Regions from separate parts of the Homo sapiens genome. Here regions 2 and 3 are each linked to region 1. A link is a loop called in an ENCODE intact Hi-C map of the cell type or tissue named here. Cell type or tissue: HepG2. All regions are shown on one strand. Links, peaks and the distances in the headings refer to the core of each region. The heading gives the core; the rest is flanking DNA. Region 1 has its middle 130 kb from the start of IFNGR1. Region 2 has its middle 77 kb from the start of LINC03004. Region 3 has its middle 53 kb from the start of IFNGR1.

The links. Hi-C counts contacts between places; a loop is a spot of excess contacts. Peaks named below come from ENCODE experiments on the same cell type or tissue, not always from the same donor. Only the 100,000 strongest peaks of a DNase experiment are listed, where the experiment ranks them.
Region 2: it touches region 1 in a loop (3-fold over the local background); 10 of 110 quality-filtered maps call a loop at or near these places.
Region 3: it touches region 1 in a loop (2.3-fold over the local background); 3 of 110 quality-filtered maps call a loop at or near these places.

Annotation. Positions count from the first base shown.
Region 1 is chr6:137,348,791-137,358,034 of GRCh38, forward strand. No RefSeq gene overlaps it. Among named protein-coding and RNA genes, the nearest start is that of IFNGR1, 130 kb to the left of the region's middle. RefSeq lists a silencer at 2,499-2,694, an enhancer at 5,269-5,413 and a cis regulatory region at 5,335-5,346. In HepG2, for the core only: no CTCF peak of the experiment used is centred there; DNase peaks (open chromatin) are centred at 3,301, 4,221, 5,321 and 6,254; H3K4me3 peaks cover 669 bases.
Region 2 is chr6:137,583,470-137,594,678 of GRCh38, forward strand. No RefSeq gene overlaps it. Among named protein-coding and RNA genes, the nearest start is that of LINC03004, 77 kb to the right of the region's middle. RefSeq lists enhancers at 5,653-6,280, 6,003-6,297. In HepG2, for the core only: a CTCF peak has its summit at 6,117 (motif pointing left); a DNase peak (open chromatin) is centred at 6,122.
Region 3 is chr6:137,266,548-137,277,756 of GRCh38, forward strand. No RefSeq gene overlaps it. Among named protein-coding and RNA genes, the nearest start is that of IFNGR1, 53 kb to the left of the region's middle. In HepG2, for the core only: a CTCF peak has its summit at 5,234 (motif pointing right); a DNase peak (open chromatin) is centred at 5,234.

The DNA.
Region 1 (9,244 bases), core at 3,205-8,204:
AAGATTTTCCTAGACTTCCTAATAACCAACCCCTCCACAGCCAATTAAAAGAGACCATGGGGGCATGAGCATTTATTTTAGATCTGGAGGCACTCCGAGGAATTCATCTGTTTTCAGCTTCTGCTTTTTGCTCAGAGAGGTCGTATATACCCATTTTATGGATTTAGTTGAGGCTCAAGGAGACAGAGAGCAAAAGGAAGCAGAGTGGGCGCATACCACATTTTAGGCCTTTTCTCTGCTTGTGTCATTACTGATTTCTTGTAGTTCTCTTTATTATTTTAGAGATACTAATTTTAAATCTTCCCATGAGAACAATCTTTGTAAAATGGGGATAATAACTATATCTGTCTGACAAAGCTGTTGTGGATTAAAGGATTTATGTAAACCTCAGTGCCTGTCTGTTACTCTAATGTTATTGTGGGGCCATGAGCTGCACTTTTAGGGCAGAGAGAAACAATGAAATTTGGCTCTATTTAAAATACAGCTTTTAAGTTAGAAGGAATCTTAAAAATAAAACATTCTACTTTACTGTTTTGTAGCTAAAGAAACTAAGGCCGAGAGAGGAAGATTACCCAGCTAGACAGGGATGGGCATGAGATAAGCTCCCAAATCGCCTCTTTACTAGTTCAAGTCTTCTTTCACTCTGTTAGAAAATGCTTATGTTTTTTTAATCCAGTATATTTAGCTATGTACATATACTGTAAGACACCCTTGGGAAATAAGCTGCATTCTTTAGCAAAAGCCTTTACTTCTGGGACCACAAGGACTGGATTGAGCAAAGGGCTTCTGCAGGACAGTTAAATGCAGCCACCGTTCTTTCTGACTATGTCTCAGAGAACCCAGTGTGCACGTTCTCTGTATCAGAGACTGGAACTCCGAGCTAGACACAGCCACTATTTCCCTACCCTCCAGATAGAGCTCTTCACCATGAATAATATGCATTTCTTAATGAAGACTAAACATCCACCAGCATTGGAATCTCTTCAATATCACACAATGAATCAAGTATCTGGATTCTAGGAGCAGAAGGAAGTGTGTTTGCATGTAGGCATCATAGGATTAAGGAGAGAGTACATACACTTGGGAGTGAGAAAATAGGCTAAACAGAAGAGTATGAGAAAATTAGCTCAGGTGATTTGATGTGAACATCTGCAGAAATTGCTAGTGGGCACTGTGTCTAATTAAATCCACTAGACATATGCATGCCTGTTATCTGTGGAATGGTGTTCTTCCTGAAGCTGCACCTGTTGCTAGCAGGGATAGATTTCCATTCTATCACACGTAATGTCAAAAGGGTTCTAGGGAGAAAAATTCGAGGCTCCAGTCGGCTTCACTTAGAGACAAGCACATCAGTGGTATGAGAGAGCCACACTCGGGACTCAAATACAGACTGAAAGCAGATACACTGAGACTTCACCATTCTCCAAACCACCTCTCCCGAGCTCCTCACGATTCTGACGGAGACAGTAGGCTTCTGGTTCGTGTAGATTTTAGAAACCAACACTGTGAACCAAATTTCAAAGACAGCATTTAACTGATTAAATGCTGGCTTGAACACAAGGCAAAGACAAACACAGGGCAAAATGTTTAAGTTCATGTCAGCCTTCATTTGTATACAAATGTCTATTGTGCAAATAACAAATGATCTTTGTACATCAGAACAGGCTGTTTTTGGCAGATGTTCCCTTGGTTATCTCACAACGGGTCAGTCCTTAGTTTGTGTGTAGCTATGTTCCAAGCTGTTCCTTTGATTTGTCTCCTCACTAATTAACAGTCTCCCCAGTTCAGCGGGTACTGATGTTCCACCCAGTCCATTGGATTTTCAGTGGATACAAATTGCGTTGAAGAAGCAGCAGGGCACAGAGATTAATAATGCAGTCTCTGGAGTCATCCCAGCTCCTTGTTTACTAGCTAGTTACTCAGTTCTTTAGGCCTCAGTTTCCTCATCTGTAAGGTAGCAATAACAGTGGCACCACCTCACAGGGTTCTTGTGCCAGTTAAATGAAGCAAGTCTTATCAAGTGCTTAGAGTTGTACTTGGCAAAGTGGAAATGCCCATCAATGTTAGATTTCTTTTTCGAGACAGGACCTTGCTTTGTGGCCTAGGCTGGAGTGAAGTGGTGTGATCATAGCTCACTGCAGCCTCGAACTCCCAGGCACAGGCAATACTGCCTCAGCCTCCCAAGTAGCTAGGACTACAGACACATGCCATCACACTCAGCTAATTTTTAAATTTTTTGTAGAGGTAGGGTCTTGCTATGTTGCCCAGGCTGGTCTTGAACTCCTGGCCTCAAGCAATCCTCCTGCCTCAACCTCCTAAAGCACTGGGATTACAGGTGTGAGCTACCATGTCTGGCCAAATGTCAAATATTTTTATTCATTATTACTGAACAAGCAATCTCCAGCAAATAACAACTGCAGTTCAGTGCACAGATTTGTCTTAAAAAGGAGAAAAATGGGCCAGGTGCAGTGGCTCACACCTGTAATCTCAGCACTTTGGGAGGCTGAGGCAGGTGGATCACCTGAGATCGGGAGTTCAAGACCAGCCTGACCAACACGGAGAAACTCCGTCTCTACTAAAAGTATAAAATTAGCTGGGTGTGGTGGTGCATGCCTATAATCCCAGCTACTCAGGAGGCTGAGGCAAGAGAATTGCTTGAACCTGGGAGGCAGAGGTTGCGGTGAGCTGAGATCATGCCATTGCATTCCAGCCTGGGCAACAAGAGTGAAACTCCGTCTCAAAAAAAAAAAAAAAAAAAAAAAAAAAAAAAAAAAAAAAGGAAGAAGAAAAATGTAGATTAAAAATTAAACCTGAGGCTGAATAGACCTAATTAAAGACCTATAATATTATATAGTCATAATGTTATTTACCTCAGTTCTATATACCAGTAGTCACTTTATCACTTCCATTACCTGTCCCCCCACTGGCAGGTATATGTCCATGGGCTCATGTGATCTGGTGAATTAAAAACTTGGTTGACAGACAGAGAAAAGTTGTGTTCTTGGCTAGATTTCCCACTAATTCTGTAAAAATATACATGTCACTACTGCTTACTTACATTTTTAGATAATGATATGATAACAAGGAAATATTTCAAATCTAGTGTCTCTCACTCATAGTATAATGAGAAAATTCTAGAAAGCAGATCTTTGAGGGGAAGACGGGGTGGAAAACAGACAATGAGTGGAGGCTGAGATACCCAGCTCCTCTATCGGGTATGTCTCTAGCTGCTTGCTTCTTGCTTCTCCTTTCCTTGTGTCCGCAAACACCACCCCAGAGTGACGTAACCAAGGTTGATGAGGTCAGGATGTGATGTGTTTGTGGTTTTAACTGGAGTTGTGGAATCTGAGGATGCTGCGTATGGAGATAGCCTTGCAGAGGACTTCTGCAATAGCAATAACTCCAAGGGTGGAGAAGTATTCTGTGTAGTAGATGCATGAAATCACTGTTATTGGCATTGGCCTCTCCATAGGACTTTTTGTTTTGTTTTTTGTTTTCTTGAGACAAGGTCTTACTCTGTCACCCAGGCTGGGGTGCAGTGGCATGATTGTGGCTCACTGCAACCTCTGCCTCCCAGGCTCAGGTGATCCTCCCACTTCAGCCTCCTGAGTAGCTGGGACTACAGGCATGCATCATGATACTTGACTAATGTTTTGTATTTTTTGTACAGATGGGGTTTTGCTATGTTGCCCGGGCTGGTCTCAAACTCCTGGGCTCAAGCGATCCACCTGCCTTGGCCTCTCAAAATGCTGGGATTGCAGGCATGAGCCGCCATGGCTGGTCTCCAAAAGACTTTTTAATGGACACTTTCCTATATTTTTCTCTTCACCTGCTTTTATTTCAGCTATATTGATATCTAAATGGTGATTAAAACACAATCATTTAAAACACAATGTGCTATTTCTGCCACAATGTATTTGAATTTGTATTCTCAGTATGTATTTAAAATTATTATCCTTTTATTTAACATAATTTATTCAATTAGACTTGTAAATAACATTTTATGGTGTTTTAAATGAATATATTGGTCTATTTCTGTGAGGCATTTGGAATATCTATAAAGTGTGATGTTAGACAGAAAAGCCAGCACTAAATAAACATTCACATTCACATTGCTTCTCTATCATGTCCGAGAAATTTAATCTCAAATTAGCCCCTATGGAGTAAAAGTCTGTGTAAACAGATGGACTTTGCACCTTGCCGCAAAGGTCAGCTGACGACAGCACTGTGAGTTTGGCAGCAAATCCCTTAGTCAGAGAAGGACCTTCCCATAAGAAAAACTTCGTCTTTATTTCAGTTCTCGTGACATGAATGAGACTTGGCTTCCATCACAAACTTGGCAGTCAGCGAGGCTTCCAGAGGATTCTATTAGCAATGATGATGATGATGGTTGAGATGGTGCAAAGCCCTTTATACTTTTCTGAGGCTCTTTCACATGCCTTGTGAAAAATTCTCACCATTTAACCTTAAAACACCATCAGATAAGAAATGTATATATGCAAAGTATTTTTTTTTCCAGGAAAAGAAAATAGATGTAATTCAATCTGGGTTCTTAAATTTTTCAGATCTAAATGAACTTTAAAATATGCTTGGATATATCTCTGAGGAATATAACCTTAACATTTTTCAGTGTTCAACCTAGACTAATAATAATATCAGCAACTCTGGTTTGGGGATCACAGAACTCACAAACCATTCACATCTGGCACATTTCATACCCCTTTCCTGATTCTACTGTAAGAACAGTCAACAGGAAATATGTTCACCGTAAATGACTGTGAGGCAGTGATGCATGCTGCAGCTTCATTCTTCTGGGAGAGTCTGAGTTTCCACCATAAGAAAAGTCAGAGATGTAGTTATTTCCTGTCTTCCTCTTCACTGAATCCTTGGACAGTACCCATTTTATGTTCTTAAGTGAAAATGCTTTCTTCACTGTGTGTCTGAAAGTGTACGAAGTATGTTTCTGAACAGAGTGCCTATTGGATCTTCTCTACAATCATAGTAGAGCTCAAAAGAACTTTGTTCAGGGTCCAGCTAATTTTCTTTTTCTTTTTCTTTTTTTCCTGCCCCACAGCTATTGTTGGAGTGTCATATGGGCATCTCTCTCATCTCCCAGATCGATGGCATCGTCTAGGACTTCCCACATAGACAAGATAAACGAAAGGCTTCCATGGACAGGTATGTAACTGTGGAGACAGCAGCGCTGCAGAAGAGGCCTCCTGATCAGAAAGAATGTCTGTCCCACAGTTGACTCTCTGGCTCTGCAGTCACCTTTGACATGACTTGCTGAATAGGAGTTTGTTTTCCAATTTCCATGGTTCAGCCATAGGCCATGCAAAGTAAATACTAGTAAATGAGCAACAGTAGGTTCAAAGGAACATAAGACTAGAGTCCCTCCTCCTTTTGAAGACAGTTTGGGTAGCATTCACATGTGAATCAATCTGTTTGGGGTCTTTGAAGTGACTTTGATTAAGAGTTGTGGCCCAATAGTAGTGAAACGGGCAGGGCCGTCAAAAGAATTGGCAGTTCCAATATGGACACTCAGCCTGTGCTCCACAGCCAGAGAGAGCCCCAGGTGATACCCATACACAGAGCGGTTTTAGCCTTGGAAAAACAAGTCAGAAACTCACTATGCAGGGAGGTTTGCATGGAAAGGGGTTTCGTTTGAAGTAAAGAAAATATACCATAAGACTTCATAACCCTACAGATCAGCTATGAATTAAATTAATTCACAGAATGTTAGACTTCTTCATAGTGCTCTTTAGTAAGCACAAAACACCTTTCTTTTTTTAAAAAACAAACACTTTATGTATTTTCAAAGGCACAATTTATCTGTTTATGAATAAAACAAAAACAATTAATGTCCCAAAATTTCAGGAACCACATAAAATCAAATGCAGTTCACTAAATTCTCCTTGATTATATTAAAAATGTTAAAATTAACAAATACTTAAATTTGGTAGGCTTCCCTGAATGCAAACATCTTTTGGAATAAGAAGAAAAAAAATAATTTATGGAAAGACTAGGATTTCTGCCTACCTTCACTTCAGCAGAGGAATAAAAATAATTCAAGAGCCCATTTCTTTGCTTTTTGTGTTTCAATTAACTATAAAATGTGCATCTGTCTTACTCATGTATTTTGACTTAACTTATTTTTCTCCTTACTTTATGTTCTCCTTCACTGCCTACTGCTACACATTGTGGAATTAGCTTTTCGTTCTCAAACAAACATAGATTAACTCTGGAAGCCAAACGAAAGGAAATATTTGAGATCAGAAGTATAGTTGGCATAGTGGAAAGATAGGCTTTAGGGTCAGACAAAAATTAATAAGTGACCTAGGTCAGTTGCCCCACTTTTAAACCTAGTCTCAGCATATAAAAATTGGGAACATAATACTTCTTACTGAGTTGCTATGGAGATTAGAGATTTTAAAAAGCGAATGATAAGCTATGCAGTTAGATGTTCAAAAATGGTAGTGTTAATTTTACAGCATTTCTATTTGCTGATTTTCTGATTTCATCAGCTCTACTGTCAGTTACTTTAGACTGGTGCTATTTTGTCCTGGGGCAACATTATATTTTATAGTTCCGGTTTTCATGGAATTTTTATCATAAATGCAAACGTGCATAAATGATTTTAAAATTAATTTTTTCTTAGGATGGGTAATTTGTACTATTAATGATGATGATGATTTTTTTTAGAACAGTAATTTAAAAGGGATATGAAAAGAGCAGGACTACATAATTATTGGCTTAAATTACAATGAGAACAAACATATCCCATTCTAACAAGAATGTTTAAATTGTTACCTAGTTTGATCCAGAAGGAAAAGGAAATCTCTAGCCAGTACGGGAAAATTCTCTTTTGCTGTGCTGTAGATATCTACAATTCATAATATTCTTCAGGCCTAAACTACTCCTATGGTGCCATTTCTGGCTTAGACTCTGGTGCTTTTAATGGATGTCCAAGCAGAACAAATCTGCAGTCACCAGCAAATTTTATTATCTAAACATGGAAAGATTTGTCCACATTATAAGAAAACAGATTTTTTTTTTTTTTTTAGTAATCTCTAGGAGAGTCTGAGGTCCCCAAAGGATTATTACTATAAATAACCGTATAGCTACTGAAAAAGATTTATATATGTATATGGCAAGATGCTTTCCATCTAGATGCTGAAGTTTGGTCCTTCTGAGTCCACCAAGGTGTGAGCTGGCAGAGGAGGTGGCTAAAGTCTGAGACCTAGATGAAAGGGTTAATAGCTGCACTCTTACATTGAATTTGTGAAGGGTGAGAAAACTTAGGAAACGAGATTTTTTTCTGAGAATAATATGCCAAGTGAAGCCACGATGGCACGTGTATGCCATGAGTGCTGCTAGGATCTCTTCCCTACATTTCGGCTTGTCAGTTTGTCCTAATTAATCCCAACCAATGGATACCTTCAAGCACATGAATGTGGAACATGTCAAAGACTAATTATCTTGGGCCTTAACACTGTCTTCCTGCCAAACCTAAGTCTTTCCTCTACGGAATTAAAAATACTGTCTGTAATTCACAAAACCCTATTAGAAAACTTTTGATTCATTAAAGATGGGAATAATACTTTTATTTTTAATGTCCATTATATCTACATACTTCTGAATGTTAAAAAGGGTCTAGTTTCTTCTTCTACCCTGATACTTCTTTTTTTAAAAAAAAAAAAAAAAATGTTCCAAGTTGCCATTAAAAGTTCAGAAGGAAAAGGTAAGACAATCAGAAGAAAACATCCTTTACACATTTTACTGTTGAAGTGAAGATTTCAGGAAACTCTTGATTTGGCAGAGACTAGAGTGGGGTAAGTTCATGAAAACAGAACGTTTAGAGAAAAACGCTGGCGAAGCAAGGATGAGAAGAAAGAGACCCAAAGGAGTAATTCCTTCTCAGGAAGACAAGAAAGGGGAATTAGAAGAGAGATTTTTTGGAATATGAGGCTTGCTGTCATCTCCTAAAACCAAGAAATAAAAAAAAAATTTAAAAAATGGGGAAAGTCTCTTCAGGAGGAGGAAAGAGGAGAGAGTACCCTGCCAGGTAGGGCCACCTCACAGTGGTGACTTGTTCCAGTCATTATCTATAAAAAATGAAAAAGCCATTTTGTTTTACTTTTGTTCATCTGTTTCATTAGCTCAGATAATATTTGTATTAGAGTTTTATTTGGCAATCACAGTCACTATTTATACTAATTGGCAACCATTCATACTTAATGGAAACCTAAGTAATATTTGCTGCTAAAGCAAACATTATAATAAACTAATCTCTGATTCCAATGATTCTTGATAATCCTGGCTTTGTAAGATCATGTTTGAATTTAAAACATTTGACTGTGACCTCCATCCCCTAAGTGCTGTGCTGATTATATTTGATTTCATCTTTGGTTCCAATGTGGCTTCCCTCTGATAGGGTAACAATCATCATAATACATCTTACTTCATATAATACCTCTTTATAGTTTACAAAGTGATCTCACATGTGTTATTTTTACAACGAGAGGTAATATACTGATTTTATAGATAAGTAAACCGAGGCACAAAAATAAGTGACAAAGATAATCAAAGCCAGGCTTTCTGACTCCAAATCTAATAGTTATACCACCAACTACTGTACAAATTAAATGCACTGAATGTGATACATGCCTTCCATAAATCTGCAGAAAGATGTAATGGTGACTGTCATTGGTATGGAGTGTGTAGAGCTGAATCACAGCATCCTAGATGTCTTTCTAAAATGTATCCTAAAAATGACTCCGCGGGTTGAGAAGGGCTACCACCCTCCAATGCTTGAATGTTGTGACACCACTGATTGACACAAACCCAGCTCAGGCCTCAGGAAGAGTAGGGGGAGACAAGCCAAGTCACAATCCAAATTAGCGCAGCCGCTCCTGCAGCAAGGGGAACACAATGTGGTCTTTGACTAACCTTTCAATGCCCTGTGTAGCTTGAGCCCTGAGGGCGGTGCCGAGCTGACAGCCTGGAACATTGACCAACGCGCTGCAACTGACGTGTAAATCACCCTCCGACTAGGGGTCCCGAATCTGGAAAAGGAAATGTCATCTTTGGACTTTGCCCATCATGTGTTTATGCACGAACAGTCCTTTCAAGTGCCTCTCTCCACCTTTGCAGACAAGTGGCATAATGCAGGTAGAGATCACATTTTTGGAGTTTATTCCTAAGACTGGCTGTTAGTTTTTATAAACATTCCTTTTATCTGAAA
Region 2 (11,209 bases), core at 3,100-8,099, 230 kb after region 1:
GTGGATCACTTGAGGTCAGGAGTTTGAGACCAGCGTGGCCCACATGGCGAAACCCTGTCTCTATTAAAAGTACAAAAAAATTAGCCAGGCGTGGTGGTGGGTGCCTATAATCCCAGCTACTCAGGAGGCTGAGCCAGGAGAATTGCTTGAACCCGGGAGGCAGAGGTTGCAATGAGCTGAGATCGCACCTCTGCACTCTACCCTGGGTGACAGAGCAAGACTCCATCTCAAAAAAAAAAAAAAAGAAAAAGAAGAAACAACAAATGTACAGTAAACAGAAGTGTCACCGGAGTTCAAATAAAGGGAAAGTTAATATGGATCAAAACCGCCTGAGATGGGGGTCATCAACTTAGTAACATTTAAGTGAATCATAAAGGATACAGAGATGGTCTTATTTAGAGAGAGGAAAAGAAAAGGGCATTCCAGTTTGCCGGGAACAACAAAAAGAAGGACTTAAATCAGAAACTTTGTATGTCGTCACCCTTCAGCTCTGCTCCTTTACGTCTTGCTTTGTCCCTAGTTGGCTGTAACACCTGTGGAATATTACCAACTAAGCCCTTGCTTAGTTGCAAGTGGGATTACAGGTGCACGCCTGTAATCCCAGCTACTAGGGAGGCTGAGGCAGGAGAATTGCTTGAACCCGGGAGGCGGAGGTTGCAGTGAGCCGAGATCTCACCATTGCACTCAAGCCCGGGAGACAGAGTGAGACTGCATCTCTTCAAAAGCAGCATGAATTCCCAACTTTTCAAACAAACTTTTCTCTATACAGTGGAATTCGAGACTCTAGAAAATGGTCTGCATCATCTTTGAGATTTGCTCAAGGATATCTTCCTTCCCCATCCTTAACTGTGCCCCCAGGGAGAAGCTCTGCAGGGAGGCAGAGCAGTGAAATTATCATGTTGCTAATGTGAATTGAGTGTTTTCATTCTCACAACAGCTCTCCCAGGTGGGTTGCTTCACATCTGAGGAAACCGAGATCAGAAAAAGTAAGTTGTTAACCCCTACACGGTGGAGCCGGGTCTCAAACGTGGTCTGGCTAACTGTAGAGCCAGGCTCTTCAAGATTCTGTACATGAGGCAACCACTCTAACTATCCTGGGCCGCTCTTTTCTGCATGATGAATTCTTTTTTGATTTTAACTTTTTTTACATACTTATAAAAATACCTTTTTATATTTATACAGTTAATTTAAACTTTTAATATACATATAGAAAAGTACATTACCATATGTGAACTGATCAATTAATTTTTAGAAATTGAGTACAGATGTAACACAGGGAACCAGCATTCAGATAAAGGAACAGAAAACGGCCAGGCACATTGGCTCACACCTGTAATTCTAACACTTTGGGAGGCTGAGGCAGGTGGATCATTTGAGGTCAGGAGTTCGAGGCCAGCCTGGCCAACATGGTGAAAGCTCGTCTCTACTAAAAATGCAAAAAACAAACAAACAAACAAACAAAAACCTAGCCAGGCATGGTGGTGCACGCCTGTAATCCCAGCTACTAGGGAGGCTGAGGCAGGAGAATTGCTTGAACCTGGGAGGCGGAGGTTGCAGTGAGCCGAGATCTCACCATTGCACTCAAGCCCGGGCGACAGAGTGAGACTGCATCTCTAAAAAAGAAAAAAGAAACAGAAAACAACCAGTACTCCAGAAGCTGTCCTTATGTGTCAATTATGACTGGACTGTCTCTCTCAAAGTTGTATGTTGAAGACCCCATTCTCAGTGTGACTGTATTTGGAGACAGGGCCTTTAAAAAGGTAATTAAGGTTAATGAGCTCATAAGGATGGGATCCTAATCCAATAGCACTGGTGTCCTAATAAGAAGAGAAAGAGACACCAAGGATGTGTGTCAACAGGTCACAGGCCATGTGAAGATGGAGCAAGAAGGCAGACATCTGAAGCAAAGGAGGGAGGCCAGAAATAACCAACCCTACCTGCACCTTGATCTTAGAGTTTCAGCCTCCAGAACCGGGAGAAAATACATGTCTGTTATTTAAGCCACCTAGATTAATATTTTGTTATTGCAGTGCTAGCAGACTAATATAACGTCCTTAAAAGGGCTACACCTGCCCCAGGGGAACCACTATCCTGACTTCCAAGAGCATTTGTTTTTTGTCTGTTTTTGTACTTTACATCTATTGGAATCCCACAATATATCGCCTTGTGTCTGACTTCTTTTGCCCTATAATAGCTATAAATTTCCCTTTAAGCATGGCTTTAGCTGCATTCCACAAATTTTAAGATGCTATCAGCCTTTAATTCAAAATATTTTAAAATTTTCCTTGACCTGTGAGTTATTTAGTAGTATGTCCCTTAATTTGTAAATACTTGGGCTTTTTTCCAACTATCTTTTGGTTATTGATCTTTAATTCTATTGTGGTCAGAAAACATACACTGTAAGATTTAAATCTTTTTAAATTTATTGAGATTTGTTTTATGGGCCAGAATATGGTCTATCTTGGTGAATGTTCCATCTGCAACTGAAAAGAATGTTTCTACAGCAGCCATTGAGGTAGTGTTCTAAAGATGCTAATTAGGGAAAATTGGTTGAGAGTTGTTCAAATCTTTTATATCCTTCCTTACTGGTTTTTTTTGCCTACTTGTTCAAGTAATTACTGAGAAAAATGTAAATTTGCACTGTAACTGAAGATATGTCTGTTTCTTTTTTTTAAGTCTCTTTGGTTTTTGCTTCATATATTTTGAAGCTCTTTTATTAGATGTATACACATTTAGGATTACTGTCTTCTTGATGAACTAGATGTCTTTCATTGTTAAATATCCCTCATTATTGCCACTAATCTTCCTTGCTTTGAAATCTACTATAGCCACTCCAGCTTTTAAATTATTAGTGTTTGCGTGGCATACCTTTTGCTTTTAATCTATCTGTGTCTTTATATTTAAATATCTCCTACAAGCAACATATAATTGGGTCTTGTACTTTAGGCACTGTTAATCAATGCCTACAAATAGTCATTTCATACCTTCTGTCTGTTTTTATAGCTATTTACTATGGGATAAGTACAATGCTCATCATTCCATTACAGATGGAACCAAAGCTATAATTTCTTCTTTTTTGAGTACGTTTTTCTTTTGTGTGTGTGTGTGTGGTGGCTGTATGAGAGAGAGACAGAGAGAGAGAAAGAAAGAGAGAGAGAGAGAATCACCCTTTTTCTCTTAAGTAGCTGGTGAAGGAATGAGAGGGTGTCCTTTTCTTTTACAGGCAGTATGGATTAGAGGACACCTGCATCAGAATCCTTAAGCTCTACTCTGTTCTGCTGAATCAAACTCTCTGGGGGATGGAGCCTAAGAATCTGCATTTTAACAACTCTCCATGTAATTTATGTTCTATAAAACTGGAGAGCCACTGCCTTGTAGAAAAAACTCTTTCTTATCTTCCCTGAGTTTCAGCAGTCAGACTGGTAACTTGGAGGGCCAGGAATATAACGTGGGTGGCGCGCGAGTGGGTAGGGAGGGGGCATAAATGGGAAAGGCCCTGAGAAAGTCCTCACCCACTCTCTGGTGCTTTTGCTTCCATGTGATCCAGCTCAGCTCACCAAGTAGGAAGAGAACAGAGAGAAATTTGGAATCAAAGCCATAGCAAGTACGGGGCTTTTATCCTGGAGTTACAAGTGACGTATATGATAAAATAACTGGTATATTGTGTAGTCATTTAATAATTCTAGCATTTAAGCCGGGCACGGTGGTTCACGCCTGTAATCCCAGCATTTTGGGAGGCTGAGGCAGGTGGATCACCTGAGGTTGAGAGTTCATGACAAGCCTGACCAACATGGAGAAACCCCATCTCTACTAAAAATACAAAATTACCTGGGCATGGAGGTGCACGCTTGTAATCCCAGCTACTCGCGAGGGTGAGGCAGGAGAATCGCTTGAACCCGGGAGGCGGAGGTTGTGGTGAGCCGAGATCGCGCCATTGCCCTCCAGCCTAGGCAACAAGAGCGAACCTCTCTCTCTCAAAAAAAGAGAAGTAATTCTAGTATTAATAATCATATTCTTCACTTTCACCCTGTATTCATAACAAACAATAAATACCACAAACAGCTACATTCTCAGTATAATATGGATAAGTGTCACACTACATATAGGTCTATAAAACTTTTAGCATGCGAATTTTAGAAAATACTGTGCATTTGTTTGTTTGCTTAATTTAAGAGCTAGCATAAATATCATTTACTATGGGGTAAACAGATAACAGGGAATGGTTAAATATTTACATAACATGTACTTAATTACCTCTGTTTCCCCAGTGTCTAGCACAGTGCCTACTCCATAATAGACAATTCAATAATATTTGTTGAACAAACAACTAAATTAAGGTGACATTATGAAATATTCTATAAGTGGGGCTGCTCATATTGCTTGCTTACCCTGGGCACCAGAACTGACTCCCTAGTTATCTTGATTCAATTGTAGAGTCCAGCTGGTATCAATCTGGCTATAACAGCATGTACAAGTATATTTGATCATAGAATTCCATAGAATTATAATAGTATGAACACCAGTAGGAACTCATGTTGTACAATGTGTGCTTAGAGTAGACATTAGAATGTCTCAAAAGTAGATTGTCGTTGGAAATGACAAAAATTGTTCCACATGCCTTTAAAAATGTATAAGAAGAAAGACAAGTAGCATGTTTGAGAAATTAAAGCACTTGTATTTCATCAAAGCAAAATGTGTTTAAAGTATTGAAATTAGAGGGTTAGATACACAACCCAGCAAACACCTGAGATGGTTTGTTGGTAAATGCTAACTATGCATCAATGGAAAAGTGGTAAGCTTTCATGAAGCAGGTTATCTGCTGTGTAACTAAGACAAGGACTGGCCCCTAGATCAGACCCAAAGAAAGGGTGAGTAAAGGAACCCCAGAGCACCATATTCCCATGGTGGACCTTTGAGATCCTAGCTAGAAGACTTCTCATGACCCCCAAGCAGACCTTCAGAATGGTAGGGAGAGCTGTGTGGAGAATACATACAGGCACTGCTTAAACCTGAGTGGATCCCAAAATGCTTCAGTGTGCTGGGCAGCTGCAGCAAAGTGTGACTCTGGGAACCACCTTCCCCCATCCCCAACAAAGCTCTGCATCCTTCCCTAAGCAGCTGCAGTTTCTGCTATCTGCCTGCAGGAGAGAGCAAAGTCCACGCATGCTCATGCACCCAAGACAGGCCCCGCTGCCATGTGTGCATCCGAACCACATGCCCTCATGCCTGCTGGTCCCTCCCAAGACTGCCTGCCTGGCCATTCTTGCAGGGGAAGCCCAATGCATAGCCACCATCGCCCAGCCTGAGTGGTTTCTTGGTAACCTGGGAGTAGTCCACCTCTGTATCACAGCTGGTGCTTGATCCCAAGGGGCCAAAGGATAAATCTGCTGGCCTGGGTCCAGTTCTCCAGGACTGGAGCACACTGCCCAGGGGTAGGGAGATGAGATCTGTGGCCTGACCTTGAGTTGGGGAGGAAACTCAACTGTCAGAACACAGAGAAGAGTGTGAAGTGGGTTAGTGTGATGGTGTGGGGAGCTGGGCGTCCCTCCCTTCATGAGGCCAGACAGGAAAGGGTGGGGTCTCTTAGTGGCAGTTTCTACTCCACGGGTTCTAGCAGACCTGAACGCCAGGAACGGTTTGGCAATCTGGGCACAGATAGCTTGGGACTAGACTAACCAGTCAAGCCTGTTGCCCTAGCCATTTGCTGCAGGGAGAGCAAATCAGTGTGTGAGAGCTGTGCAGGCCTGCAGCCGCCTTCTAGGCTGAAAATCCCTGGCAGCCCCTGGTCCCCTGAGCTGGCTCTGTGGGGGCAGGGTAGGGGCCTGAAAGCTTCCCCTAGACCCCTGCTAAGGTCAGCACTTGTACCTGCCTTAAGAGCCTGGTTCTGGGTTCAGCTGACCCAGGCCCTACCCAGCTTTGCTCCCTATAGCCACTTTGGTAGCAGAACGTGAGATGGGATCCCTGAAAGCCCCATGCCCTGCCCATTACCAGGGACACATACCCCGTTAACAAAGGTCAAGTAAAAATTCCACTGCCGTCACTGTAACTGCCTCTTATCTGCAGTTGCCACCTACTGGCAAGGAGGTCAAACTGCACAGTGTTTCACAACTACTGACATCATTGTATAGCAGTCAGCAGGCTTTTGCCCGCAAGTGCTATCTACTGGCCTGTAGGGTGAACTGCACAACCCAATATACTTCCTGCTAACAGATGTGCACAGTGCTAAGGAAGGAGATAAGCTTCCCCAGACCTCAACTTACTCATCTCTGTAGGTGACAGACAGCCTGACCACATGTACAGTACTCCACTACTACAACCTACAAATAACTACCATTTGAGAAAACCACACTAAGGCTATCTATAACCAAGGAATTCGTAAGGAGCCTTGGGCCCCTAAAAGCATGCAGAAACAAATCCTACCCAACACACACAGCTGTAACACCCTCAAGGAGAGAAGAAAAAATCCCACTCCAAAAGAGTAACTTCAAAAATAAAAAGTGGCAGCTTCCACGGATGAGAAGAACTAGCACAAGAAACCAGCATGAAGAAACAGAATTTTGTGACACCCTCAAAGGACCACACTAGGTCTGTAGCAATGGATCCTAACCAAAATGAAAACTTTGAAATGACAGATAAAGAATTCAAAGTATGAATTGTAAGGAAGCTCAATGAGATCCAAGAGAAAGTTGAAAACCAACACAAAGAAATCGGGAAAACAATTCAGGATAGGAAAGACAAGATAGATGTATTTTAAATACAAAAAAAAAAAAAAAAACAAAAAAAAAAAACAAAGGAGAAAAAACCCTTCAGGAAATAAAAAATTCACTGAAGGAATTTTCAAAACACAATTTAAAGCTTTAACAAGAGACTACATGAAACAAAATAAAGAATTTCAGAGCTTGAAGACTGATCTTCCAAATTAACCCAGTCAGACAAAAACAAAGAATTTTTTTAATGAAAAACACGTTTGAGAAATATGTGGTTCCATATGGTGACCAGACCTGTAATTTATAGGCATTCCTGAGGGAGAAGAAGAAAAAGTAAGAAATTTGGGAAAAGTATTTGAGGGATAATTCAGAAAAATTTCCCTGGAGACATAGACATCCAGATACAAGAAATTTAGAGAACATCAGGAAGATATTCTACAAGATAAACATCACCAAGGCATATCATCATCAGACTATCCAAGGTCAAAGTGTAAGAGCAATCTTAAAAGTAGTTAGAAAGAAGCATCAAATCACCTATAAAGGAAATCCCATGAGACTAACATCAGACTTCTCAGCATAAGCCTTGTGAAAGAAGAGATTGGGGGCCTATTTATTTTTCACCTCATTAAAGAAAAAAAAAAGTCAGCCAAGAATTTTATATCCTGCCAAACTAAGCTTCATAAATTAAAGAGAAATAGTCTTTCCTAGACAAGCAAATGCTAAGGGAGTTTATTACCACTAGACCAGTCCTACAAGAAATGCTCAAAGGAGTTCTAAACATGGAAATGAAAGGACAATACTAGTCATCATAAAAGTACATGTAAGTAGAAAGCTCACAGAACCTATACAGCAATTATACAATTGAGACTCCAAGGCAACTAGCTAACAAAATTCTAACAAGAACAAAACCTCACATGTCAATACTAACCTTGAATGTAAATGGCCTGAATACACCTCTTAAAAGACATAGCTGGCAAAACAAAACCCAACCATCTGGTGCCTACAAGAGACCAACCTAATAGCTAAAGGCACCTGCAGACTCAAAATAAAGGAATGAAAAAAAGACATATGTGAATAGAAAACAAAACCGAGCAGGAGTAGCCATTCTTATATCAGATAAAACAGACTTTAAACCAATGACAGTACAAAAAGACCAAAAAAAGAAAAGCATTATATAATGATAAAGGGTTCAATATAACAAGAAATTTAACTGTCTTAAATATATATGCACCCAACACCAGAGCACCCAGATTCATACTACTAGATCTAAGAAACTGCTAAACCTAAGAAAACAGAGTGACAACAATACAATAATAGTGAGGAACTTTGACACCCCGCTGACAACACTAAGCAGTTCATCAAAGCAGAAGATCAACAAAGAAACTCTGGACTTAGACTAGACTCTAGACCAAAAGAACCTAATAGACATTTACAGATCATTCTTTCCAACAACCACATGATATACATTTTCTCATCTGTGCACAGAACATTCTCCAAAACTGACCATGTGCTTGGCCATAATGCAAATCTTAATAAATTTTTAAAAATTTAAGTCATATCAAGTTTCTTCTCAGAAATAGTGGAATAAAATTAGGAATCAATACCAAGAGAAACTCTCAAAACTACATAAGTACACAAAAACTAAGCAACTTTGAGTAAACAATGAAGTTAAGGCAGACATAAAAAATTTTTGAAATGAATGAAAATTGAGACACAACATATCAAAACTTCTGGGATACAGCAAAAACAGTGCTAAAAGGAAACTTTATAGTGTTAAATGGCTACATCAAAAAAAATCTCCAATTACCAATCTAATGTTATACCTCAAGGAACTAGAAAAGCAAGAACAAACCAAACCCAAAGAAGCAAATAACAAGAAATAACAACATGTTATTTCTTTCTTTTGCTGGCTTTGTGCTTGGTTTATTCTCAGAGCAGAGCTAAATGAGATTGAGACCAAAAAAAATGATGTAAAGGATCAATGAAGTGAAAAGGTGGTTGATGGACAAAATTGATAGACAGCTAGGTAATTAGTCTAACCAAGAAAAAAAGAGAGGAGATTCAAATTAAGTACAATCAAAAATTATAAAGTTGGCATTACAACTGATACCACAGAAATGCATAAGATCATCAGAGATTATTATAAATCTCTCTATATATACAAACTAGAAAACCTAGAGGAAATGAATAAATTCCTGGAAATGTACAACCTCCCAACATTTAATCAAGAAGGAATTGAAATCCTGAACAAACTAATAATGAGCAGTGAAAGTGAATAAGTAATTAAGAAAAAAAAGAAAAAAAAACAACAAACTTTCAACAAAAAAAGCCCAGGACCAGAGATTCACAGACAAATATTATGAGATATACAAGGAAGAGATGTGTATTAGTCTGTTCTCATGCCGCTAATAAAGACATACCTGAGACTGGGTAATTTATAAATGAAAACAGTTTAACTGACTAACAGTTCCACATGGCTGGGGAGGCCTCACAATCATGGCAGAAGGCAAATGAGAAGCAAAGTCATGTCTTACATGGCAGCAGGCAAGAGGAGCATGTACAGGGGAACTGCCCTTTCTAAAACCATCAGATCTCATGGGACTTATTCACTATCCTGAGAACAGCATGGGAAAAACCTGCCCTTATGATTCAATTCCCTCCCACCAGGTCCCTCTCATGACATGTAAGGATTATTACAATTCAAGGTGAGATTTGGGTGAGGACACAGAGCCAAACCATATCATTCTGCTCCTGGCTCTTCCCAAATCTCATGTGCTCACATTTCAAAAACCAATCATGCCTTCCCAACAGTGCCCCAGAGTCTTAACTCATTTCAGCATTAATTCAAAAGTCCACAGTCTAAAGTCTCATCTGAAATAAGGCTGGTTCCTTCCATCTATGAGCCTGTAAAATCAAAAGCAAATTAGTTACTTTCTAGACACGACAGAATTACAGATATTGAGTAAATACACCCATTCCAAATGCGAGAAATTGGCCAAAACAAATGGGCTACAGGCCCCACGCAAGTCTGAAATCCAGCAGGGCAGCCAAATCTTAAAGCTCCGAAATGACCTCTTTTGACTCCATATCTCACATCTAGGTCACACTATTGCAAGAGGTCAGTTCCCATGGCCTTGGGAAGCTCTGTCCCTGTGGCTTTGCAGGGTACAGCTTCCCTCCCAGCTGCTTTCACGAGCTGGTGTTGAGTGTGGCTTTTCTAGGTGCATGGTGCAAGATGTCCATGGAGCTACCATTCTGGGTTCTGGAGGATAGCGGCTCTCTTCTCACAGCTCCACTAGGAAGTGTCCCAGTGGTGACTCAGTGTGGGGGTTCCCAATCCACATTTCCCTTCTGCACTGCCCTAGCAGAGGTTCTCCATGAGGGCTCTGCCTCTGCAGCATACCTCTGCCTGACCATCCAAGTGTTTCCATATATCCTCTGAAATCCCTCTGAAATCCAAGTTCCCAAATCTTGATTCTTGACTTCTGTGCACCCACAGGCCCAACACCATGTGTAAGTTGCCAAGACTTGGGGCTTGCACCCTCTGAAGCAACAGCCTGAGCAGTATGTTGGCCCCTTTTAGCCACAGCTGAAATGGCTGAGACACAGGGCACCAAATCCCTAGGCTGCACACAATAGGGGGGCTCTGGGCCTGGCCCACAAAACATATTTTCCCTTCTAGGCCTCCAGTCCTGTGATGGGAGGGGCTACTGGGAAGGTCTCTGCTATACCCTGGAGACATTTTCCCCACTGGCTTGGCAATTAACATTTGGATCCTCATTACCTATGCAAATTTCTGCAGCCAGCTTTAATTTCTCCTCAGAAAGTGGGGTTTTCTTTTCTATCGCATTATCAGGCTGCAAATTTTCCAAATTTTATGCTCTGCTTCCCTTTTAAATGTAAATTCCAATTCCAAACCATATCTTTGTAAATACATAAAACGGAATGCTTTTAGCAGCACCCAAGTCATGTCTTGAACACTTTGCTGCTTAGAAATTTCTTCTGCCAGATGCCCTAGATTATCTCTCTCAAGTTCAAAGTTCCACAGATTTCTAGGGCAGGGGCAAAATGCTGCTAGTCTCTCTGCTAAAACATAGCAAGAGTCACATTTATTCCAGTTTCCAACAAGTTCCTCATCTCCATCTAAGACCACCTCAGCCTGAACTTTATTGTCCATATCACTATCAGCATTTTGGTTAAAGCCATTCAACAAGTCTCTAAGAAGTTCCAAACTTTTCCACATCTTCCTGTCTTTTGAGCCCTCCAAACTGTTCCACCCTCAGCCTGTTACCCAGTTCCAGAATCACTTCCATATTTTCAGGTATCTTTGCAGTAGCACCCTACTCTACTGGTATTAGTCTATTCTCACACTGCTAATGAAGACATACCTGAGACTGGGTAATTTATAAACGAAAGAGGCTTTCTTGACTCACAGTTCCACATGGCTTGGGAGGCCTCACAATCATGGCAGAAGGCAAATGAGGAGCAAAGTCATGTTTTAT
Region 3 (11,209 bases), core at 2,649-7,648, 83 kb before region 1:
CACAGCAGGTGAATTAACCCAAAATTCGTCATCATAGGAGCAGCAGTTCTTTTTTAACCTCACATACAATTTTACATTTTCCTTAAAAACTCTTTATTTCAAATACACACAAATGGAGAGAGGAGTGTGATAAAACCCCATATTCCTGCTGGCTTAGTCTGTTTTGTGTTGCTATAAAGGCGTACCTGTGGCTGGGTGGTTTGTAAGGAAAGAGGTTGAGTTAGTTCATGTTCTGCAGCCTGTGCAAGAAGCATGGTGCTGGCATCTGCTCTGCTTCTGGTGAGGACTTTTGTGCTCCATCAAAACATGGTGCAGAAGGTCAAATGGCAGGCAGGCAGGTGCAAAGATGGATCAAACCTGGGGGGCCTCTTGGCTTTAGAGCAACACACTCCCTTGGGAACTAATCCATCCCCTCAAAACCAATCCATCTCGGGACAGCATGAGAACTTACTCACTACCCTGAGAACAGCACCAAACCATTCATAACCCATGACCTGAACTCCTCCCACTGCACCCCACATCCCAACATCACCACACTGGGGATCAAATTTCAACATAATATTTGGTGGGGAACATACAAGTCATATTCAATCCATAGCAGCAGCCATCCAGATTTTAAAATAATCAACATTTTGCCCACTTGAATCACCTGTTTGCACCCCTTTTTTGTTGAAGAATTTTAAAGCAAATTCCAGGCAAAATGGCACTTACCACCTAGTATTTCAATGTGTCCCTAAAAGAGGGAAATATAACCAGTTACCACTATCACACCTAAATTCATAACAATAATTAATTAATATCTAATTCCCAGTCCATCCATATTCAAAGTTCATTGACTGTTTAATAAACTTGTTTTTTTTTTTTTTTTTTTGGACGGAGTTTTGCTCTTGTTGCCCAGGCTGGAGTGTAATGGCGTGATCTTGGCTTGCTGCAACCTCTGCCTCCCAGGTTCAAGTGATTCTCCTGTCTCAGCCTCCCGAGTAGCTGAGATTACAGGCGCCTGCCACCACGCCTGGCTAATTTTTGTATTTTTAGTAGAGACAGGGTTTCATCATATTGGTCTGGCTGGTCTCGAACTCCTGACCTCAGGTGATCCGCCCGCCTCAGCCTCCCAAAGTGCTGGGATTACAGATGTGAGCTACTGTGCCTGGCCAATAAATGTCTTTTTAAGATGATTTTTTTTTCCAAATCAAGATCCAAGCGAGACTCACATGTTACATTCAGTTGTCATGCCCCCTTGTACATCTGTAGCAAGCCCCTCTCCCCTCTTCTTTTCCCTTCCCATTGACTTAACTGAAAAAACCTGGTGTAATTGTCCCATAGAACAATGTGCATAGAATATACATTGTTCCACATTCTAGGTTTGCCTGATTACTTCCTCATGGTGACAGCATCATTCAACCAGCTCTTCTTCTTTGTATTTTTAGTAGAGACGCGGTTTCACCATGTTGGCCAGATGGTCTCGATCTCTTGACCTCGTGATCCACCCGCCTCAGCCTCCCAAAGTGATGGGATTACAGGCATGAGCCACCACACCTGGCCGAAATGTATTTCTTAAGTAATAAGATTTGAAAGTTGAAATTACTCCTTGATTCATTGGCTACAGAATGGATGTTGTGTTGAATAACATTCATCTCATTGTACATCTCTGTCAGAGCTCTTGAGTGACTAGATGCACTGTCAGTGAGTGATAATATTTGGAAAGAAATCTTTTTTTTTCTGAGCATTAAGTCTCAATAGCGGACTTAAAATATTCAGCAATTCATGCTATACACAGATGTGCTGTCATCCAGGTTTTGTTGTTCCACTTAAAGAGTGCAGGCAGAGCAGATTTAGCATAATTCTTCCTAGAGTTTTCAAAATGGCAAATGAGCATTCGCTACAATGTTAGGTCACTAGCTGCAATAGCCCCAATCAAAAGAGTCAGCTATTGCTTGAAGCTTTGAAGCCAGGCACTGACTTTTCTTCTCCAGCTATGAAAGTTCTGAAGAGCATCTTCTTCTAATATAAGACTGCTTTTTGTCCACAGACAATATGTTTCTTTTGCCCTCTTCATCAGTGATCTTAGCTGGCTTTTCTGGATAACGCTGCAGCTTCTCCATCAGCACTTGCTGCCTCACCTCGTACTTTTATGTTATGGAGATGGCTTCCTTCCTTAAGCTTCATGAGCCGACCTCTGTTAGCTCCAACTTTTCTTCTGCAGCTTACTCATCTCTCTCAGCCTTCGTAGAATTGAAGAAAGTTAGGGTGTTGCTCTGGATTAGGCTTTTGCTTAAGGGAATGTTGCGCCTGGCTTGATCTTCTATTGAGTCCACTCAAACTTTTTCCATACCAGCAATAGGGCTGTTTTACTTAGCGTTTGTGTGTCCACCCGAGTAGCACTTACTTTCCTTCAAGAACTTTTCCTTTGCATTCACAAGTTGGCTGTTTGCTGCAAAGGTCAAGTTTGGTGCAAAAGAAAAGTTCTTGGAAAGTAAAAGTGCTACTCTGCTACCTTGGTTGTCAACACGCCTTCCATGCTAAATGTAATCATTTCTAGAATTGGATTTAAAGTGAGAGATGTGTGACTTTTATTTTCACTTGAACACATAGAGACCATTGTGGAGTTACTAACTGACCTGATTTCAATATTATTGTATCTCAGGGAATAGGGAGACCTGAGAAGCAGGAGAGAGATGAGGAATGGCTGGTTGGTAGAGCAGTCATGGTAAAACATACATTTATTGATTAAGTTCATCATCTTATATGAACGTGGTTCATGGCACCCCCCAAAAACTACAATAATAGCATCAAAGATCACTGATCACAGATCACCATAATAGATAAAATATGAAAAAGTTTGAAATATTGTGATAATTGCCAAAATGTGACACAGAGACATGAGATGAGCACCTGTTGTGGAAAGTTGGCACCTATAGACTTGCTTAACACACAGCTGCCACAAAACCTCAATTTGTAAAAAACATCCGCATCTGCATAGCATCATAAAGTGAAGTGCAATAAAATAAAATATGCCTTTATTCAATGTTTTTCAACCAGTTGTAGTCATTACTGTTTTCACATCCTCAGATGTCACATTTGACAACGGAAAACCTTCAAGTGGATCTGTGTGTTCTGCTGGTATTTTCCTTGCTTTCTGGCATAAGCATGTCATAGAACCCCAAATTCAGGCTCGTGTACCCAGCATGCAGCTGAGGCCAAACCCTGACACAAAGGTGCTTGGAGATAGAGAAGGGTTTATCTGATTTGCCCAAAATGAGGTGGGAGGGCAAAAATCTCTCCAATCTACCTTAACAAAAAGAAGAGGCGGGGAGTTTTTATTTGGCTGGAGAGTAAAGGATGGGGAGTTACAGGAAATCTAGGGGAAAAAAGTCTGTTTCTTCAGTCTGAGATAACACCTTGAGCAACCAGACTTCTTGGCATCAGCAGCTGGTCACGACATCCCTCTAGGCATTCATTCTTTCTGCAAACTTTTTTTGTGACACTGGAGTTATCTCCTGCTGCTTGGCACAGGAACGGTACATCTATAGTTTATAATTACATTGTGGGAACAAGGAATTTTGGGCAAAAAGCAAGTGGTTAACATTTGCAAGCAAGCAAGGGCCTAATCAGAATTCTCATTATTTCAGATACTAAAAAATGCTGGGGTGCTGAAATCTCCAGTGGCCCAATTGCAAGCTGTCCCAGGCTTAAAATCAGCTTTGCCCTAGACTTAAAATCAGCTATTTCTCTGGGGAGCCCTAATTCTTTTCAATGAGAAGTGAGTTTAGAGACATAATCTAGGTGATATGGGTGCTCATTGCTATTGGGCTGTCAGTGCTTCTAAACATTTCAGTCAACAGAGCTAAGAAATACATGTTTTTTTAAATAAAAAAGTGTTTTCAGAGTTTATAGTAATTTCTTTCTTGTTTCTAGTGGGGTTGGACATAGTAATATTTTTAATTCAGATTAACAATATAAGGTTTCTACTTAAGTTCTTTAATTTTTTTTCTTGTCTTCCTTTTCTCTTACACGGAAAATCTTGATTCCTACCAACATTAATATAGTTACCTATTTGCTTTGTCCTATAATGTGTATAAACTAGTTAAAAAATATAAAATCCAAATGAAAATTACTCAGTGAAGTTAAAACAATGTTACAGTTCTTTTTGTCATTAATCCTACTAAGACTTTATAGCTAACATAAAGGTAACCAGATATAATTCTTTCTTCTGTAAGGTCATGTTACCACCTTCATGATATTCCATTAATGTGTTAATTTCAGTTTATTTTTATGTTGGGAATTGATTGTTTTCTTTTTAGATTAATTTTATTTTTTGAAAGTGTAAAACAGGCACATAGAAGGGAACAACACACACTGGGGCCTATCAGAGGGGGGAAGGTGGGAGGAGGGAGAGAATCAGGAAACTAATGGGTACTAGGCTTAATACCTGGATGATGAAATAATCTGTCCAACAAAACCCCATAACACAAGTTTACCTATATAACAAACCTGCACATGTACCCCTGAGCTTAAAAATAAAAGTTAAAAAAGAAAATATAGAACATTTGTAAGATTCCAAATGTAAAAGGTTTATATGATTCTGAAGTCGTATGTAACACACCATTCAGAAAAGTCTTGCTTCCATCACTAACCCTTCCCCCATTCTCTCTCTCCCCGTGCACGTAATCACTTTCAAATACATTTAATTTAAATTTCCAGTATCTCATTTTGAAAATATAAACATGTATGTGTGTACTTATGCATATTCTTAAATGGAAAAAGCAAGATAAGTTTTGTGCATGCTATAATGCTAACTTTCATGTAAGAAAAGAGGAAAATACTGTATCTTCTATGCCCAAAATGAATAATGCTAGTCATTTTTCAGTTCCCTAAATCAGCAATGATGAGGGTTGCAATAGAAGGTGAAGCAATTAAATTGAAGTAACTGTTGGTAATTCAAACAAAAGATTCATCTTGCATTAATTACCTGAACTATTTGAATTTGTGTTGTAGTCTGTATTTCTATTTGTTTTCTGCTCCTAAAATTGAGTTTCTATTTACCATAAGCAATACTATATTTACTTTACATGTCTTTATAATGCTTGAATTATTTCAGACAAATTTACTTTCTCTTTGCCTCAGTTTCCAAATGTTGGATTGGACAAGAGGTGACCTTTTAAGTCGTCTTTCAGCTTTAGCATTGTTCTAAGCGAGCTGTCTTCACCCTTGTAATAGCTGCCATAATCCACTAGATGTCAATGCAACATAGCAACCTATTTTGGGCATTTAAGCCTCTATATCCTAGGTTTAAAACCAGGAGAAAATTAGAAAATTTTATTGATCTGTTATTTATTTTTGTTAAAAGTACAGTACTCTCTTAAAAAAGATAATACGTAATCCTGTTCTACCTAAAAGAATATAAACAACTCCAATAGAATTAATATTTTCACAGGTATCATTTTTCCAGTGCTTAAGTTGAAAAATTCAGTTTTCAAATCAACATGTATAGACTATTCCCTATAAGAGTAGTGGAATACAGAATTGAAAAAAATTTTTTAGTCATTGTATAACATTGTAAGATTTGGCATATTTAGGAGAAAAGAACGAAATTTGTTCAATATAATCCCAGATAATGGTGATCGTTGTCAAAATGGTATGATGTTTAGAGCTAAATTGTTTCTTTAGTGTGAAATTATTTATTACATTATTAATTTAATAATCTTCTTGACAGATTTTTAAGTCCCTCATGAAAAATTCAGAATTATTCTGCAAAGAAAAATGACATTATTTCTCCTCCTTGAAAAAAAGAGATGAAATAAATTTTAATACAGAATGATGTTATGTTTACATCGTAACATTGGAAAAAGTGGTTTATTTTTTCATTAAAACTTTAAATGTATCAGGGAGAGGAAATTGCTGGTGTTGCAAGGTTGTCAGTTTTTAAAAATTCTACCTTTTGCTTATGTTCCATTATAAATAATATGCTTAACATGTTTGGATTTCAAGGGCATTTTTTTTCTCTCTCTCTCTCTTTTTCTCTCTCTCAGCCTATAATTTTTCCTATCCAGGGATTGTGAAACCTAGGAAATGCCCAACAGTAAAAGGAATAATGCGAGTCATTTCTCAGTTCCCTAAATCAGCAATGATCAGGGTTGCAATAGAAGGTGAGGCAAATAAATTGAGATAACTGTTGATAATTCAAATAAAAGATTCATCTTACATTAATTACCTGAACTATTTGAGTTTATGTTGTAATCTCAAATGTAAACTGCTGATAAGAAAGTTTTCAATGTCGAATTATTTACTTTCATTAAAGTCAGAATAGTAATCTATACTCAGTAAGATTAGTTTCTATCTGCTTCAACAAATCGAAGTCTATATTTTTCATTTTTTCTTTGTCAACCTATGTCTAATTATGGTATTTCTTTAGAAGCAGAATTACTTAAGAACTATGAAATTTTTGAGATAATTGTCAATTTCCTTTCCTAAAATTAAGATCAATTTACAGTCTTACAAATAACAGATAAGTGCCTGTTTTAGTTGAGAATTAACAATTAAAGCATATTTTGCCAATTATACAGATTATAAATCATACCTTATTGTGTTTTTATTGCATTTTTCTTTATTAGTGAGTTTGGTCATTTAAAAATATATTTATTGCGGCCGGGCATGGTGGCTCATGCCTGTAATCCCAGCACTTTGGGAAGCCGAGGTGGGCGGATTGCCTGAGGTCAGGAGTCCCAGACCATCCTGGCCAACATGGTGAAACCCCTTCTCTACCAAAAATACAAAATCAACCGGGTGTGGTGGCAGATGCCTGTAATCCCAGCTACTCGGGAGGCTGAGGCAGGGGAATTGCTTGAACCAGGGAGGTGGAGGTTGCAGTGAGCCAAGATCACACCACTGCACTCCAGCCTGGGCGACAGAGTTAGACTCCATCTCAAAAAATATATATATAGCAATTAACATTTTCCCATTTAGAGCTTTTTATTATAAATTAAGAATGAAACCTCTTGTCAAAATTATTTCTATCCAATTAAAGATTTACTTTTACATTTTATTATTTTGTGCTTTTTTAAATGTACAGAAGTTTTGATTGTATTACGTCATGTAATCTCTTTCATCGCCTTTATCTTAGAAATGTCTTACCTTCATATCAGTTAAAAATACACATCTGTTTCATGCAGTATTTTAGAATTTCATTGTTTATACTAAAGTCTTTAATAAATCCTTTAGTACAGTATAAGTTGAGTGCTTATCTTAATTGTTCTTGAAATAGATAATTTTTTAAAGTTTTGTTGAATAAGTAAATCATCTTTTTTCATTTCTTTATGATTTGTTTTTACAATATACCAGTTTCTTATATTGTAGGATTTTTTAAAACTGTTTTGTTCCATCAATCTATCTTTTAATTTTTTCATTAATACCGTACAATTTATATTGTAATAGTTAACATTTTTAAACACATCATTCCTTTCTTGGTTAGTTTCAAGTATTACTGAGCTATTCTTCCTTGTTAATTCTTCCAGAATCATTTTGGGAAGTGTCTCTCATCTCAGATAAAATCTCATTGCCATGTTATTTTTATTTATTCTTCATTAACACATGAGAGTTAATTTAGGAGGAATTACAGTCATGCATTGTTCTAGCCAGGAAATTTTAAACTTACCTTTTATTATTCCTCTCTAAAAGTGTATAGTTTTCTAGAAATAAGATCTGCTCCATATCTTATAGGGTTTTTCTAGGTAGTTTATGTCATCCCATGGCTACTGGATTTTGTATGTTTATTTTGTATCTATTCACCCCAGTGAACTCTAAGGTTGTTAATTAATTTGGGGGGATGATCTTGGATATATAATACCATATGCAAATAATGAGAATTGCTGACATAAATTATTAAGGCCTGTTGAAGGTAGATTTTGATAATACACTCAAAACATAATTTAGATTTCTCACTAAAATGGAATACCCACTAGTTTTTTATTTATGAATTTACATTTTATTGTTAGATCTAAGAATTAATAAAGTGATTTTATTCTTATATAAAATACTTTTATTTTAATATCATTAAAGTAGAATAAGAAATCTGAAATTTTTAAACAGTAAAATATACCTACATATGTTTTTGATGTCGTAGTACCCAAAGCACTAGAAATAAAATGTTATATCTAATAAAATAACATTGAAATTACACATAAAATAAATCACATTTGTATTCTGCATTATCATAATCTTCCATAAATAAAATACAAATTAGTTCTGCATTTAGTTAAAAAAAAAAAAGAAAAGATCTTTGCTAACTAGATAATATTTTTAAGAAACAATTCTTCTTCATTTGAAATCTTTGGCAACATAGCCCAGATACTTTGCTTTGGCAGAAAGGTTCTTAATAGTGTTAACATGAACTTAACACTGCACCAGTACAGACATTACTATTACGTTTTGAACTAAAACAATACAATTAAAAAACACTATCTGAAATAAAACAAATCACCTCTGCTTACAGTGTAGTTATGTTTACTTTAGAAGTGTGTGGGGAAAATGCCTGCTAATAAATTTACAATTGAAATGAAATATGTTTCTGACTTGTTATAAATTTGCTTTAAAAATAGTAGTTTGATATATCTAATCATAGAACATTTACTAGCTATATTTCAATTTTTCTTTTAATATATTCATAATTAGAATTTGTAGTATTATGCAAAATTGATATTTTCTGACAAAAATTATAAAATGCTGAGTTTTGCATTTAATTAATATTATCCTAAGGACAAATAATGAAATTCATTGACTGAGAATAAATTTGCTAAGCTCTTAAAAAAAGAACAACATTCAGGGAGATTATTAAATAAATCCATGCAAAAGAACATACATTAGGAAATCAATCATTTTATATCATTTCTTGAGGAACTACATGAGACAGAGATCTCCAATAACATAATAAAAATAATTTTTTCATAGATATATTTATGCTTGAATAAACTGAAATTGATTCATGGATATAATTTAACAATTAAGATGTCTGTATCCTTCAACAATGTGAAAATGATAAAGCTTTATTCTTCTCATTGCTTCACCTTTAAACTTTATGTAGCAAAAATGTTTTTATGCACATTATCATCATATTTTTCATCTTAAAAAGTGTCAGTAAAATGCAGTGTTGTTTACTTAAAACATAATAGAAAATATTTTTATGTTGGTGTATTGTCTGGTGCAAAATATATTTTTTAATATTTCTGGTAAAGTATCTTAAGGGATTTCCAATCTTTTGATCATTGGGGTTTTGGTCACTAATATCACTGCTAATTCACTAGGGCTAATACTTTTAAAAAACAAAACTGCATTTGTCATCCTATAAATAAAACAAAGCTATGAGCTTATTTGCATAAAGACACAGAGCCAATTAATTTGACTTCAGTTCGGAGATACTTCACAAAACTGTACATCTCATAGATAAAACCATACTGGTGTTATATTTTATACTAACTAGTTTTAGCAATCATTAACAACATATAGTAGGTAATTTTAAGTGATTTTCATTTTGGATAGCAACTACATGGTCATATATATTTTACATATAACATACCACATATAATAATAATATATTGAGATATACTGTTAAAATTTATCTTAAAATATAAATATCTCAAAAAAGTCTGATTTTATTATGCAGAGAAAAAGTCAGAGTTCTTATTTTAATTAAGGTACAGTCTATGGGGGGAAAAAAAAAACCAAAACTCCCATTACATTTAAATTTAATACAATCAGTTTAAACACATGTCACTATGTTTAAGATTTATTTTCAAGATGTTTTAATTACTGACAAAAGTTTTTGTAGTCAGTTATGTTCATGGAGTTGTAAAAGTAAATTATTTTTAAAACAACCTGCTCTTAATTTAATCTATGGCTCAAGAGTTTCAAAATATTTGAGTTTAAAAATAAATAAAAATTTCATTTTTGTATATTGAATTTAAAAGAATCTGACAAGGTTTTTTTGCTTGCTTTTTTGTTGTGTTTTCATTCATTTGTAAGCAGTTTTTATTCCATAGGGTTATTAGAAACATAGTGAACTTTACTTGCCATTCAATGTATAACAACACATGACTTTTAATAAATTAAATGGAACACACTCAGTGCAGAGTAGTACTATAGAAAGAGCTCAGCCCTTCGAACAGAGATCTGAGTTCTGGATGGGCTGAGAGACTTTGGACCAGTCACTTAATCTGTCTGAGCCTCTGCTTCCATGTGAATTACTGACCTTTTATTGTCCTTGAACAAAAACATAACATCAAGCTAATACGATCATTTTGTCTTTTCTTGAGAATTTTGAAATAAATGGCCAATTCAAGAGCATGCCCTTAGCTAAGGGCCTGCACTTTTACCCTTGGGAGAGACTTGATGGATTTTTCAGTGGGAAGGCCTGCCATAAGCCCAGTTTATCAACCTCTTCACTAAAGGATTTTGGAGCCCTGGAATTGTCCATGGTTTGGAGGGTTTTTCAGATGCTTGAGAGTTACTTTGAAAGAGGTGGAAAAGGAAAGATTGACAGCGCTAGCTTAGTCTCAGAACTAATTTCCCTGGTTCGTGTCTACATGAACAAGGACTGATTAAAAAGATTTTTAGAATCTTTGTGGGAAAAACAAGGCTAATTCCATCTGGAAGGTTGACCTGAGCCTGCTGGAATAAGTGGGTAGCAAGCTAAAAAAGCAAGGAATACAGGACTGAAATGTGTGTTTAGATGGAAAGATCTGTTTATATTTCAACTTTGTATCGTTTAATAACTTCCTGGTTGGGCTTGTTTTAGTATGCTGAAGAGCTAGGATTTGGATCCCTTAAATTAATTTTTCTATCTAAAGTCTTCCAAATCTAACAGCTTGTGAGTAGAATGTATAATGTTTCCTCATAAATCAGCCATGAATTTTAAACAAATTAACCCTTAAGCTTCCTCACATCCCCTGAAGTCCATTGTGTATACTAAAGAGTATTGTCCATCCCTACTTCTGTGAAATGCACAATTCCCTCGGGAAAAAGTCTAAATTTGAACTCCTACAGAACTTTCATAGCACTGTCATTTTAATGAAGTGGTATCAACTCTTGGAAATTATTGTGCTAAATTATTTACTTCTCTCTTAAAAATGATTTTATCATATTAATTTAGAGAATGCCTGGTTTTAGCTATTTTCCCTGCTGCAATTTCCCTCTCAACTACAAATCGAGTCTCACATAG